2 separate regions of the Homo sapiens genome follow, and region 1 is linked to region 2. A link is an interaction called in ENCODE POLR2A ChIA-PET data of the cell type or tissue named here. Cell type or tissue: Panc1. All regions are shown on one strand.

Region 1 (8,000 bases), 540 kb before region 2:
ATTTTACTGTTTCCAGCAGATATCTTCAAGACTGTCTGTTGCTTCTTTAAACATAGCACAATCGTTTCATAGTTTGAATCTGATCATTCTAATTTCTTCAGCATGTGAAGAGCTGTTTCTGCTGCTGCTGCTATTGTGCTTGCTGAGATCTAAGACATTTCTCATCTCTGAGATCTACCTACACTTGGGGCCATTTTTCTGGTTTTGTACTTTAAAAAATTTTAAAGAAATCATTTGAAGCCTACAATGTTGTAAATAAGATACTTCCCACATTTGCTTCTGGCATGTATGTGAGGTCATGATCAGTTTAGGACTACCTCCAACTAAGGCCACACATTTTCTAGGCCAGAGACTTTTTTTTTTTTAACCAGACTGTAATTTTGTGTTATCTGTTTTATACCTGGTTTGTTGTAATTTTTAAGGTACCATATTTATAAGAAGTTCTTCTCTTAAGTCTGCACAATCCATTATGATTGTCCTGAGTCACTTGTGATTTATTTAGATATGAGTTTAAGTGATCTACTTAATATTACAATACTTACTTTACATTATTAAGCCATATAAAACAGTTAATTTTAAAAAACTAAAGCCATAACTATTTTGTTTAATTCAAATAATATACAGTTCCATTAAAGAAGAGAATTCCATTGTAATACTTTAAAACTTGAACAATGAATATGCTAATACCCTAAATCCTACTGACAATGCACATCCTGGTAAATGTAGTTTATTTTTTAAAATCCATTTATAAAATCTAGATAGCCATCTGTCTGCATTTTTGGTTTTTTTAAGAATGGAAGATGATAGGCATATCACAAAAGCACTGTAACTGGAAATATTGCCTACTGTTCTGAAGCAAATACCTCCTGGGAGCTGCTGTGATCCTACTTTCAATTTTAAGTTTAAAAATCAGAGAGAAAAGTTTAGTATTGATACTAAAAAGTATTGTTCATTTAAACAATTCATATCCTTGATACAATTTAACAAGCAGTGAAAAGTAACAAGGTGTTTTATCAAGCTTTGAACTTTAGATGATGTCTTCTAAAACAGGCTCCTAGAGAGCGGATAGACAGGAGAAAGGGAAGGATGCAGTGTTTAGAAGGATGGGAACTAATCAGTGAATATGTCTGCTCCAAGAGGATGCACCAGGAATCATTGTTAAATCTGTCTATTCCCATTCGAGCCCTAATTCCAGTGTATTTCTTTAAATAAGGTGAAGATTTCAAAACAAGATTTGACCAGAACTAGGATAACTTTAAATTCATCCTTTTAACCATCTGGGCAGTAACACAAACACAGAAGAATGTCACAAGGTCTTGCTATTTATATTGTGGTTCATGGCTCATGGAACTTATTAGAAATGCATATTCTTGGGCTCTGCCCCAGATCTACTGATTCAGCATCTGATCTTTAACAAGAATTCCCAATTTAGTCATGCCCAAAATAAAGTTTTAGAAGCACTTGCCTAAGGGAATTAAATATTACCTAGTGAAGCTTGTAATATAGATATTATATTAATAAATATTATCTTAGTTTAAATAGCATAAAACATTTCCATTTGCTTAACCCTACTGGTCATTTCACTAACTGCTAAAAAGTATGAATAGAGAAATAAGATGTACAAATGCTTACAAAATGTATATCAAGGAAATTTTTATTGGTGGGTCCCTTAACCTCATAAAATAAAAAGATGTTCACAAGGCAGGCATGTGTACAAAAGTAAAGAGATAGGAGAAATAATAAATAACTATAAATACAGTCCTGTCTTGGAAAGTGTATTGTACTTTTTAAAAGTTATATAAGAATCATTTGAGCTACTAATTATGCTTCCTACTTTTTTAAAGTTATCTAAGAATCATTTGATCTGCTAATTCTGCTTCCTAGAAATTTTTCATAAGAAAAATATCCAAAATTAGACATCATAGCATTTTTTTATAATCTCAAACAATTAGAGACAAATAATCGAAGTAAAGAAGCTATAAATTGTAAGATGTCAGTAATATGGAACACAGAATTAGAAATGTAGAAACAGAAAATGTTCATCATACAATATCAAGAAAAATAATCAGACTACAAATCTTGTTATTATCCTATTGTATAAAATGTATTTATATGAATGAAGACTAGAAGGGCATTTAGAAAAAAATGCAATATCACTTGTTAGTGTCATGAAGTGGTAGTATTATTTTCCCATTTGTAATGATAAAATTTGCAAGATAGAGGACTAACTCCTGGAAAAGCAAAGACTTCTGAAAATTTGCTCTTGCATAAAAGCAATGATAACGCTGGCAAACACTGTCAAAATGAACATTTTCAGAATTCTGGAAATTAGCTAAAGTCATGCAACAATCTGAGGAGCATTTACTCTAGAAAAACAATTGAATCTTAGCATGAACCTTGAGCTTTATGGCATTTAATGTGTCTTTTATGTGCTCCTTTCCCCTGCTCTGCAGTAGCCTTGGAAACCAAAAGTCTCATAACTACAGCAGTGAAAACTAGCAGCCTAGCAAGCCCTTGCAGAGGCCAACTGGTCTGGAGTATCCCCAAGCCCCGCCCTCAAAAACCTGTCACTATTTGACCTATATGGCAGCTTGCCAAGAAGCTCCATCCTCAGGGGCTTCTTTTCATTTGACCTGAATCAGAGATCCCTCTACATGAACAGCACTCTTTTCAGGACATTAGTACAAAACACCAAGTGATAATTATTTGGAAAAGCAGGAATTGAACGTCCATAGAGGGCTATGAAAAGCTCAGATGTTGCTGGAAATTTAGAAGTCCACGCATGTACTCAGTGCTGTGCCTATGACCAAGGAAGACAGAAGACAGCCCAAATCTCTTGCCTCTGGTTGACTTTGAGGTTCTGTGCAAGTTGGAAGTGAAGACTGAGAAGGAGTTGTAAATTGCCTTCAGGAGCATTGAAAACGTACTGTTACTGGAAAGGGTTCCCCATCCAGACCCCAAGAGAGGGTTCTTGGATCTTGCGCAAAAAAGTATTCAGGGTAATTCCATAAAGTGAAAGCAAGTTTATTAAGAAAGTAAAGGAATAAAAGAATGGCTACTCCATAGGCAGAGCAGCAGCCTAAGCTGCTGCTTATTTCTTGATTATATGCTAAACAAGGGGTGAATTATTCATCAGTTTCCTGGTGGGCAATTCCCAGAACTGGCAGCTCCTCCCCACTTTAGACTATATAGGGTAACTTCCTAACATTGCCATGGCATCTGTAAACTATCATGGCACTAGTGGGAGTGTCTTTTAGCATGCTAATGCATTATAACTAGTGTATAATGAGCAGTAAGGATGACCAGAGCTCCCTCTCATCACCATCTTGGTATTGGTGGCTTTTAGCCGGCTTCTTTACTGCAACCTGTTTTATCAGCATGGTCTTTATGACCTGTATGTTGTGCCAACCTCCTATTTCATCCTGTGACTAAGAATGACTAACCTACTGGGAATGCAGCCCATCAGGTCTCAGCCTTATTTTACCCAGCTCCTATTCAAGATTGAGTTGCTCTGGTTAAAACGCCTCTGACAATACCCCAACAAACAAACAAACACACACACACACACAAATACACACACACACACACACACACACACACACACACAGCCAGCCCTTGGCAAGAGCTGAGAGATTTATTTATTCAAAGCATTCCGGGGAATCTCTGTTCAACCATTACCTGACCACAAAGCTTAACAGAGCAGAGACTTCAGTGGCTACACATAATAAAGAATACAGACTTTAAAGAATTAGTTCCAGAAATCCACCACAACAAGAAACAGCAAAAATAATAAACCTGAAGAAATATCTAAATTATACAGTTGGTGCATTATATTATTTAACTTTCTAGTTTTTAACAAAATAATTAGGAGACATGCAGAGAATCAGGAAAGTATGGCCTACACACCGGGAAAAAGCAGCCGATAGATACTGTCTCTGAGGAAGCCCTAGACATTGGACTTTCTAGATAACCTTAAACCGTTTTTTATAAATATGCTCAAACCATTTTATGTAAATATGAGGACAACTCATATAAATGCATTTTAATATTCTTTCAATTAGAGAAGAGCACAACTTATTAACAAACAAAGCACTGACATTTTAGGAGATTTTTTTAACTTAATAATATTTAATAGCTAGACATGTTAAATGAAGAAGAATATTAGAAAACAATATTCTTATTTCAGGTAATTACATGAAACTGGATGAGAGACTTGAGGCCAGGAGATTGAGGCTGCAGACCCCATCTTTTAAGAAAACAAATATCTTCCTGGTGTTGCTATAAATACATCTCTGTAACAGGTAGAGTTCACCTGTAAGTGCTACTTTGTATTTTGAAAAAGAGACTAGGGAAAACCAGGTAAGTAACAATGCTAGAGAATGATTAACTTCTAGACTAAAAAAATTATGTAGGTAAGGACATTGCTATTCACTACTGGATCCTGAATACTTTGCCCAGAAACTGTCTGGAATATGTGACAATATTTGTTATAAATGAGTACACATGCATTTAATGAATGAATGATATATCACATTATCATAATCAGGTATTCTATAAAAAACCTGAGATCAAATTGGATTTATTCAGCAACAACAAACTATGAACATTAAAACATAGATTGGGACGTCATGTAAAGCAGGCCACTCATTACGGGTAGTGACCAAACAGAATACGGATGGCCATTTGTCCAGTGTTGCTTTAGGAAGGATTCAGGTTATGAGGAAGATTCATAACTTCTTTTCCAAGATGACGAAAGAACCTTGGACTCACCAAGTCAAACCTCAAATAACAGAAAGTTATTTTCCCTAATTTACAAGGCCTTGCTCATTATTATGCAAATAAGAAGGCACACTTTACCCAGATATTAATACGGGATATTTCCAAGCCTACTACAAGAATGTTTGAAAAAAGTTAGAAATATAATGGGAGTATATAATCAATGGGAATGTTATTAGGAAATAAGAAAATAAATTTGTGTACTTTTTCTTTAAATTATCTATGGATGGATCCACAATAAGGGCTAAAATTTTAAAAAGAGCGACAATATTAAATGTTGATGAGGTCGTAGAACAATACAAACACTCACATATTGTTAGTGGGAGAGTTAAATGGCACAACTTCTTTGAAAAATGATCTGGCTTTTTTGTATAAAATTAATTTATATATGCCTTATACCCCAGGAATGAAAACATATATTTATAAAAAGAGGTTTTTTTTCTTTACATATGGGGTCTCAGTCTATTGTCTAGATCGGAGTGCCGTGGTGTGATCATACCTCACTGCAGCCTGGAACTCCAGACTTCAAGCGATCTTCCCATCCTAACCTCCCAAGTAGCTGGAATTTCTAGTGTCAGTCCTACAAAAAGCCTTGTACAGGAATGTTCATGGCATTTTTATTCATCATAGAAAAAAACTGGACACAGCCCAAGTGTCCATTATTAGAATGAATAAACAAATTGTGCTGTATCCACAATGGAATGTTACACAGCAATAAATGATTAATGTACAACAAGAATGAATCTCAAAAATATTATGCTCAGTTTTTTTTTTAAAAGCCTCACACAAAAGCCACAAACAATTCCATGTGTATAAAGAATACATGAATGATTCCATTTATGTGAAGTTCTAGAACAGGTAAAACTAAGTTATAGCAGAAAAAAAATCACAATGTTCTTTAACTCACAAAGGATGGGGAGGAAATTGATTAGAAAGAGGCATCAGAGAACTTTCTAGGGTGACGTTACTCTTAAGATTGAATATTTCGTTGTACGTAAATTATGTTACAGAAGACATTGACTAGTCTACTTTTGCTGTGCACCAGTATATCCTTGGAGCTGGGCATTCTGGGTGGTAACTTGTAGCATGGAACTAGTAGTCATATGAAGGAAAGAATGAATAAATGAATTTAGAACAGTCGATACAAACTTTATATCTCAGTTTTGACACCCAGTAACTGATGGCTTTAGATAGCTATCTTCCTTTCTTGAAGTATATCAGTTTTATAAAACAATGTGTATACAGAAACATGGAGATAGAATTGATTTCACATAGCTTTTAGCTGTTGAAGGCAAGATGGCATTTAATTAGATATTTCCTCTTGTGTATTTGAAGTTTTGTTAAAGTATATTTCATACAGTGAATAGTTACAAAAATGGAGATTTTAATTTTGGAAAGGTATAACATTTCAGTTTAATTTGCCTTTCTCCTCCCTCATCCTGAAAAACGGAACAACCATCATCATCAGCTTTGTAATTGCAGCCTCACAACGTGTGATGACTCAACACTTCTTCTCTTCACTTAGAATCTCATCTCACTTCCAACCATCCTCCTTTTAAGAACGCAACCAATCCAAAGATGCATCCTGCTTCTGACATCTTGCCCTGAGAACTCCAGAGCCAATGCATAAGCAAAACAATTTGCTCTCACTTTCCCTAATAAGCTGCTGTTTAGAAATTGTCAGTGCAGTGTTCTTCTTTGAGGCATTCCTTGTGGCACACACTGTTATCAGAAAAGAGGTCCCAGTCCGGACCACAAGAGAGAGTTCTTGGATTTCACACAAGAAAGAATTTGAGGCGAATCTGTTAGAAGTATTCAAACCAGCGCAACTCCATCTTGAATAGGGGATGGGTAAGATAAGGCTGAGACCTACTGGGCTGCATTCCCAGGAAGTTAGGCATTCTAAGTCACAGGATGAGTGAGATAGGAGGTCAGCACAAGGTATGGGTTACAAAGACCTTGCTGATAAAAGGATTGGTAAAGAAGTCCAAAACTCACCAAAACCAAGATGGTGACAAAAGTGACTTCATCCTCACTCCTCATTATATGCTCATTATAATGGATTAGCCTGCTAAAAGACACTCCCATCAGCACCATGACAGTTTACAAATGCTATGGCAACTTCAGGAAGTTATCGTATATGATCTAAAAAGGGGAGGAACCCTCAGTTCCAGGAATTGCCCACCCTTTTCCTGGAAAACTCATGAATAATCCACCCCTTGTTTACCATATAATTAAGAAATAACCATAAAAAAAGCCAAAGAGCAGCCCATGTTGCTGCTCTGCCTATGGAGTAGCAATTATTTTATTCCTTTACTTTCTTAATAATCTTGTTTTCACTTTACTGTATGGATTCGCCCCAAATTCTTTCTTGTAAGAAGTCCAAGAACCCTCTCTTTGGGTCTAGATTGGGACTCCTTTCCAGTAACAAAAGTGAAAGCAAGTTTATTAGGAAAGTAAAAGAATAAAGAATAGCTACTCCATATGCAGAGCAGCAGACTGAGCTGCTGGTTGATCATCTTTATGGTTATTTCTTGATTATATGAAACAAGGTGTGGATAATTCCTGAGTTTTCTAGGAAAGGGGTGGGCAATTCCTGGGGAACTGAAAGTTCCTCCCTTTTTTAGACCATACAGGGTAACTTCCATGAAGTTGCCATGGCATTTGTAAACTGTCGTGGCACTGGTGGAAGTGTCTTTTAGCATGCCAATGCATTATAATTAACGTATAATGAACAGTGAGGACAACCAGAAGTCACTTTTGTCACCATCTTGGTGGGTTTTGGCTGGCTTCTTTACCGCTAACTGTTTATCAGCAAGGTCTTTGTGACGTGCACCTTGTGCCCACCTCCTACCTCATCTTGTGACTAAGAACACCTTAACCTTCTGGGAATGCAGCCCGGTAAGTCTCAGCCTTACTTTACCCAACCGCTATTCAAGACGGAGTCAGTCTGGTTCAAATGCCTCTGACAGCACTGTTATTAAAACTCAGTTTGTTTATATAGTAACATATTATTTTACTGTAAAGGGCTTTCCACACATTTTATTGTGATGAAACTGGAAGAAGCTTTCCTTAAGTAAAGGAAACATTAGAAGAAACTCATCACGGGGCCGGGCGCGGTGGCTCACGCCTGGAATCCCAGCACTTTGGAAGGCGGAGGCGGGCGGATCACGAGGTCAGGAGATCGAGACCATCTTGGCTAACACGGTGACACCCCCTCTCTA
Region 2 (8,000 bases):
ATTTAAACTTAAAGTCTCTTAAAAAAGAAGAAATACTAAAGAATATTCATCTACATTTTTCTTCAAGTTCTTAAGAAGTTTGTAGCTGGATGTCTGTACTGGATTTGTTTACATATTAAAGAAATGCTATAGGAATTGAAAGGAATGACCAGCTCTCCCCTGCTGTGCAAAATGACCTCCTCCTTTAAAGCTCATGCCTTCTGTGGATAGTCTCATCAACTTACAACCTTCCAAACCAGCCTAGCCGTGGATTTCTTTCTTATGCTATCTTCTCTTTCGTTAATCAAAAAGTTTTTTCACTTTATCTTTTCATCCACATACATACTAGCTCCAGTATCTTCCAACATTAAAGAAAAAAAAAAGTCTATTACCCCTTCTAGCTCTGCCACATTTCTTTGCTGTTTTATACTGCAAACCTCCAAAAGTTATGTGGACCTCTGCATTTTTCACATTTTCACCTTTACTCACTGGCCAGCCCACTCCAATTTGACTTTAAATTTCATCTATGGTGAAGCTCTTCTTTGTAGTTAACAACTACCTCTATGTCATCAAATCGAATGAGCATGTTCTATTTATCTTCACACTTCATGTCTTTTCATCATTTTAGTGCACCACTTACTGTATTTCCTTTCTTCAAACACTTCTTTAGTTATCAGGAAACCTCACTTTCCCTGATTTCCTACTTTTCACTACCCATTCCTTTTCAGTCTTTATTGGTACCTTTTCCTTTACAGTACCTCTGTGTCTTTAATGTTGTCTAAATTTAGGGCACAGTCTTTGCCCTCTCATCTTTAATGCCCATATTCCTCCAAGGACACTTGATCCATATTGTTGGATTTACATGTAATAACACCCAAACCTCTTTTCTGAGCTTTAGGCTCATTTATCCGATGACATGCTTGCTGTTTTCATTTACCTGTCTCACTGGCATGTCAAGACTAACATTCGCAAGTGAACTATTATTTCTATTACTTTTCTCCATCAGCATCCTGATCTTCTGTTAAGTTTTGCATCTCAAAGGATCACTTTCTCCTCCAGTTAATATAGCTCAAATTCAGGAGTAATCTTAATTCCTTTCTCTGCCATAACTCCACATGTAGTTAATCTGCAAATTTTGTCAATTCCAACTCCAAAATTTACCAAGCAAGCATTCATTTCTCTTCATCTCCACTAACAACATTTTTCCCCAGAAAACATTCATATCCTGCAGGCAGCATAATCTTGAGATTATTAATCAAATTATGAATCGGAATCCACTCCACTATTCTTTGGTATCCACAAAATTGTTTTATAGAATTCTAATAATGAGGTTCAGTACATGCTACCCCAAAATATTTTAAGCTGAAGGAATCAAAGAAAACCATGGGGGCAGGGAGGTCTCTTTGACCTTCCCTCATGTCTTTCTTTCCTGAAGCCATAAAACCCTCAGAGAAAGGAAGGAAAGGAACATCCTCATCTCTGAAGATACAGGGATACAAAGAAAAATCTCAACAAACAGGTCTTGCTGAGTTTCCCCCAGCTTATCTCCATCAGATGAAGCTTTTTTAATCCAATCAGACTTTTCCACAACTATCTACTTGCCCATCAAACCTAGCATAAAAAATACACAAGGTGCCCTGTTTCTTTGGGTCTTCATTTCCTTATGAAGGCTCTCGTGTCACATAAAACATATATTAAGTAAATGTATAGCTTTTCTATTGTTAAACTCTTATTATAGGAGTCTCAGCTATGGAACCTAAAATGGGATGAAAAGATATTTTTTCCCTACAATAGTGACCCAGCATACACATAGGCAAATAAGATTTTTAGTCAGTTAAATAGAAGAGAATGATGAGATTTTTTTCTTGGAATTAAGAAACAATTTTATAAAATAGTAGAAAATGCCAGGTGTGGTGGCTTCTGCCCATAATCCCAGCACTTGGGAGGCCAAGGCATGAGGATCACTTGAGCCCAGGATTTCAAGATTAGCCTGGGCCACGTAAGGAGACCTTGTCTCTACAAGGTCTACAATTAAAAAATTATCTGGGCATGGTGGCACACACCTGTAGTCCCAGCTACTTGGGAGGCGTGAGCAGTGATTGTGCTACAGCACTCCAGCCTAGGTAATGGAGCATTTCTTCTCACCTTCCACATATCTCCCAAATCTTATTAAATTATTACTTTTACATTAAGGTTTGTCTTATGTTCTATAATAATAAAAATTCTGACAGTATTTAATACTGATTTTATATTTTGATGGATTAAATTTTATCAGCAATACTTTTATGATAGCCCCTTCATTACTTTATTTCTTTTTTAATTTTTTTCTTTTTAATTTCATAATTTGATTGGATTTTGTTAAGTATGTTGACCAAGGAGGTGGTAGAATGCTCTAATCTGAGTTGTTGTATGATTAAGAATATCTGGCCTTTTCATTTTGGACTTGAAGGTTGCCCTGGCTAATTATGTATTATTTTCCTCAAAATTTTGGGACATTGCTTCACTGTCTTTTGTCATTCATAGAGGCTAGTAGGAAGTCTGAAATCAGTCTGTTTCCAGTTCATAGACTCCTCCTATATTGAACTGATTTTTTTCCCACTGGTTTCCGAATGATACATTCTTCATTCTTGAGATTGAAGTAGGAATAATACATCTTGTACATCTTATTTTTGATTGTTTGGTGTCTTTATATTAAAGTTTTAATTTTATTTCAGAGATATAATGTTTCTGCATATTTTTGAGAGTGTGTGTATGTTCTCTCTTCATCAGGAACATCACGTTAATTGAGCTACATTTTCTGTTTTCTATAACTGGTATTTTCTCTTTATTACAGTCTTTTTTTTAACATTTCATTTTGCATGATTTCCTAAAGCCTGTCACTAATAATGTCCTTTTCATATGCATCTGTGCTTTGGCTGTGTACATGTCTTTCTTCTCCATTCTTATTTTCACCTGATTTTTTTCTCTGTTTTCTGGCAACTTCCTTGTCAACTTATATCGGTTCATAACATCAGATTCTGAACCCCTTTATCTTTTATTTTCTTTCACTTTTTGGGGAGATCTCTCATCACCATTTTGAAGAACAGATCTGTAATTTATCTGAGACTGAAGAATAATGGGTATTATTCCTTTTATTTTAGGATCTCATGTGTTTGGTTAGTTTTTCTTCTTTCACCTTTTGAAAAATATGGATATGGACGGATTCCTGAATCTCTGAATAAGCTAGTGATTTGATGGAATATAGGGAAGATTAAAAGGAGAAGATGCTGAGGTAGCTTGGAAACTTGATGAATAGTCTCAAATATCTTACAAAGTGTGCTTCCTTTCAAACATTCCAGTCAGTTTTTTTAGCATTCAAGCAGTTGATAAGACTTAGGGTAAAAAGGATTAAGTCATGGTTTGTCTTGCAATTTGATGATTACCATTTTTGCTTTCTTACTGGGATTTATTTTGTTTCATACTTTTAGCTAGAAGTTATTAGGAAAAAGTAGAAAGCTGCAGGTAGTACAATTAGCTTGTACTTCAAAGCCAAAATAGGCAATGTCAACATAAGTGTTCCTGAAAATATATGCAGCATCTGATTATCCCCTAGATACCTGCTAGCTATTCTAAATTCTGGTCTTAAGTTATTAGAAAATATGAAGAAAAGAAAATATGATGTAAACCAGTACAGCAATACAGAGAGCAGAAAATACTCTGATATTTAAACAGATACCCTAAAGTTACCATTTGCACATGAGATATATTGATTATACAACATAGAATTTACTGTGCATCTGACTCTATTAAATAGGATATTTGCTGTTTAACATAAAGTCTATCTTATTTTTTGAGCCATGAAGTAAGTATCAAAACTATCATGTGTAGAAGTAACATATTCTAATAAGTAGGACCTCCAGCCAAGATGACAGAAATTTAGTCATTTTTCCATTGTGTAACTTTCAGCCAATTATTTAACCTCTAAGCCACAGTTTCCTCATCAATAAAATAGGACTAATATTGTTTCCAGTAGCACAAGTTATTTTGATACTTAATTGAAATTATTCACCTAAGACTTCACTGAGGCTTTTGAGTAGACTCAGGCTTAAATAAAGGACAATGAGTAATGTCACATTGTTTACAAACTGATATTCCCATGTGAGCTAAACAAACATAACTCAACTTTTATTGGCAATCAAATTTACTTTCTTTTTTTTTTTAACTTGGTTTCCATTTCCCCTGTTTGCTTTGTAGTGGAATCTGCAAGGTATATAGCAACCTGTCATTATCAAACACATTTCACATACACATTGCCAATACATTTCATTGAGACTGATTGTGTTAGCAAAAGTGCTAATTCCCTATTGGAACATAATTTTAAAGCTTTGCAAAGTGAATACATATGAACTATTAAGTAAGGAGGGCAGTACAGAATAAAAATATCCATTTTGATAAATTGTATTCTTGCTTTATGCAAATATATGGAAACATATATTATAAACATTATATATATAGTTTACATATGTTTGTACAAAGCAAGAATATAATTTCTCAAATGAATATCCAATTTATTCATTCTGATAAATATCCAGTTTATCAAAATAGATATGTTTACATATATTCAGCATGCTGAAAACATGTTTTCATATGTAAACATTTGTATGTGTATATATATTCAGCTATGCTGAATATATATATGTAAACATATATGTTTATTCAGCATGACTTTTAAGCTCTAGAAATGTCCTGAAATCATTACTGCAATCTTAGTGTTTCTATAAATGTTGGAGTTTGTTACCTTAGAACTCAACAATTGGTGAAATCTAATACATTTTATCTTTTCATACTTTTATTTGAAAATCTGAGGTATTTATGTTCTGAGCATTTTGGGTTTTGAAACAAAGAGCATTAGTTACACTCAGGAGAGGGTAGATTACAGAATGAAAGTTGTAATAAATTTAAACTATCTGTGTGGCCCTATTGCTAAATTCTTTTTTCAAAGTCCTATGCTGAAAATGACTAGATCATATATTCAAGATAACGTAAGCCTGCTTCTTTGGCTAGGAGGGAATGGAATGACCTGACAAAGAGTATTGGTGTTTCTGTTATTTTAGTATCATAGATGTTGATCCTGAGGCTTCCCAGAATTGTCTCTATTTTTACAAGGTTTTCTCTGACGTTCTGATTCATAAATTTAATAACCTGGATTTTAATCCTCGAAGTTTCTTCTGTCTCACAAGTCTTTATTTGTGGTGGCAATGGGAAATGGTGGAATACATGGATATGGTGGAAAAAGACATGAATAATTTTGATCCACATATCAATAAAATCACATTATAAGCCATTTTCATCAAACTGCCCACAGGATAAGCATGAAGAGAACGTTGTAGAAATTTAGATCATGGGATTCTCTGGTGTAGGGGCTTTATATGGCCTACTTGATTTTGTTTCTTTTCACAGTATTCTGAAAATGTCAAGGATATTTCATTGATGATTATAAATTATCTTGAGCCATGCTCTGTTGACTCACAGTAAAAACAGCATGACAAGAAAAGCCAAGGTCTAGCTACAAAAGCATTGCTTGGCCATGTTGCAAGCTTTGTGAATTTAGAAAGACAGGCAATTGTACCATAATTCATAGCTATGGCTGAGAGAGCCATGGAGCCGTATCCTCCAACAGCTTTACATTCCTTTAGAAGATGTAAGATTCAAGGCTACTTGTTGAGCAAATTAAATTCATCAAAATATTTTTATTTCAAAGAATATAAAACATCTATTGTGTGGTTTGATAGGAAATTTACTTAATTATGTTGATGCTAGTCAGTTTGGTAATGTGGAAACTAAAACATTTAAGCAACTTTCATGACAGATTAATAATGCATTTATAAACAGGGGCCTTTGAGAAAAAGTTCAACCACATTTAACTCAAGAAAAAGTTAAATCTACTCAGCTTTTCATTTCAATTTACTTGTTCACAAAGAAAAAGATTTAAAAAAACGTTTAATATCTTGATTATACTTGATATTATGCACATTGATCTCTCTTATTAAAAGAAAATAAATTTATTTACTATTATACTAAAATTATAGTTCTTATTTATATACTTTTAAAGATATACAGTCAAATAAAATGGGGAGGATATATAATTTTCTTTTTTAAAAATAAGTGGACTAACAATATATTACTTGCGAATGTAGAGCAAAAGTTGATTACACAGAGAGAACTATTTGAGTTGCTTCAAGATTGATTTATCACGTTCTCCCTTGGAAAAGACTGATCTATAGCAGTAGTTTAACTGCTTTCAGGCTCCCTTGGAGCCGTATTTGTGGCCCACAGCTGGGTTATAAAGGGCTTCCTGCTGGGATAACTGATACCAAAAGTAAATAGAAAGCTAGAGTAAAGAGAAGTCAACAAAACAAGTAACTAAATAGCCATGATGACACTGATTGTAACTAAATTTAAAAGCAAGATTTTCTGAATTAAAGTAAAAGCATGGAAAATTAAGTTAATCACATGGTATACCAACATATTTCATTTAAAATTATTTTTTAAAAGTATGCCATTAAATATTATGTAATTACATTTCAGGTACAAATATTTTAGACCTTATATGCTAACACCAAATCTTATGGTGATATAAAAATTCATTTGTAATTCTAAACCCACTTTTTAATTTTTAGTAAATTGAGTGTTACAAGAATTAGGTGAGAGGGTAAGTAAAAATATCAATGTGTGACTATTAAAAGTATCAAAGTGAATACATTGACTAGTATGCAGGATATATTTCTTAGTATTATTTTACTGACTACTTGACTGTGTTTTTCCTCAACTTGTAGTTGTCTGTTTCAGCTGCTCTTTGCAAAATACACAGTAATTAAGACAGTAATTTTTATACTCTTTCTTCATGCTGATGACATCTTATATTCTGCACCTTTTCACTCTTTGTCATTTTTTAAAATGTCATCAGCATTATGCTTTGGTTGGCTAGTAGTAGGGAGATTTGCGGAAGCAGAGACCACTTTAGAGTCAAATCTAGCTTTGATGAACCAATTTTCTGTTTGCTAATAGCAAAAAATACCACCTGGGAAGCTCCAGGAGGGAACCTTTTCATACAGAAGTTGAGAGAGTTAGGATTTATTATTCTTATAGTTAGATATGCTTGTTTATAAATATATTTATTTACACAAAAAAATGTATGGTATATTTGTAGTGTTATATTAGTAAATGAAAATGTAAATTTGCTCTAGAGGAAGTAACTTGAGCATTTGTGGTTGATAGACCTGGATTCAGATTTCTTTTTTGGTACATACTTACTTTGAGACATTGGCTTACCTACCTGAACATCAGTTTCCTCATCTGCAAATTGTAATAATGTATATCTTTTTAATATTTGTGGTGAGTACTGTATGAAATGGTCTATTAGTCGGTTCTTGCATTGCTATAAAGAAATACCTGATACTGGATAATTTAAAAAGAAAATAGGTTTAACTGGCTTATGGTTCCATAGGCTGTACAGCAAGCATAATGCTGACATCTGTTTGGTTTCTAGGGAGACCTCTGGAAAGTTACTATCACGGCAGAAGGCAAGGGGGAGCAAGGCATCTCCTGTGGTGGGAGCAGGAGCAAGACAGAAAGGGGAGGAGGGAGGTGCCACACACTTTACACAACCAGTTCTCCTGAGAACTCACTCTCATGAGTACAGCACCAAGGAGATGGTGCTGAACCATTCATAAGAAACTGCCCCATGATCCAGTCACCTCTCACCAGGCCCCATCTCCAACACTGAGGATTACAATTTGACAGGAGACTTGGGTGGGGACGTAGATCCAAACCATATCAGATAGTTTTCATATTGAATCAATAAATGGATAGATACCACATTATCATTATTGCTTATACCTTGTTTTACTAGAAATGACTCTACAAAGACCAACTAGTGTTCATTTTTTATAAAAGGCAAAGATTTATACAATCTGAAAACAGAATATGGCATTCAGTTTCTGAATCAAATTTTATACCTCTTTAATTTCAGTACAATACTC

Evidence for each region. Peaks named below come from ENCODE experiments on the same cell type or tissue, not always from the same donor. Only the 100,000 strongest peaks of a DNase experiment are listed, where the experiment ranks them.
Region 1: POLR2A ChIA-PET joins it to region 2 with 15 read pairs; 2 of 35 experiments call an interaction of 5 or more read pairs at or near these places.

What each region holds. Positions count from the first base shown.
Region 1 is chr7:82,695,500-82,703,499 of GRCh38, reverse strand. It overlaps a transcript of LOC105375376 not described here. Among named protein-coding and RNA genes, the nearest start is that of CACNA2D1, 260 kb to the right of the region's middle. In Panc1, no CTCF peak of the experiment used is centred here; a DNase peak (open chromatin) is centred at 3,429; H3K27ac peaks cover 352 bases.
Region 2 is chr7:82,154,654-82,162,653 of GRCh38, reverse strand. All of the region lies in intron 4 of CACNA2D1 (calcium voltage-gated channel auxiliary subunit alpha2delta 1), which reads left to right. Among named protein-coding and RNA genes, the nearest start is that of CACNA2D1-AS1, 150 kb to the right of the region's middle. In Panc1, no CTCF peak of the experiment used is centred here; DNase peaks (open chromatin) are centred at 4,143 and 6,343; H3K27ac peaks cover 1,244 bases.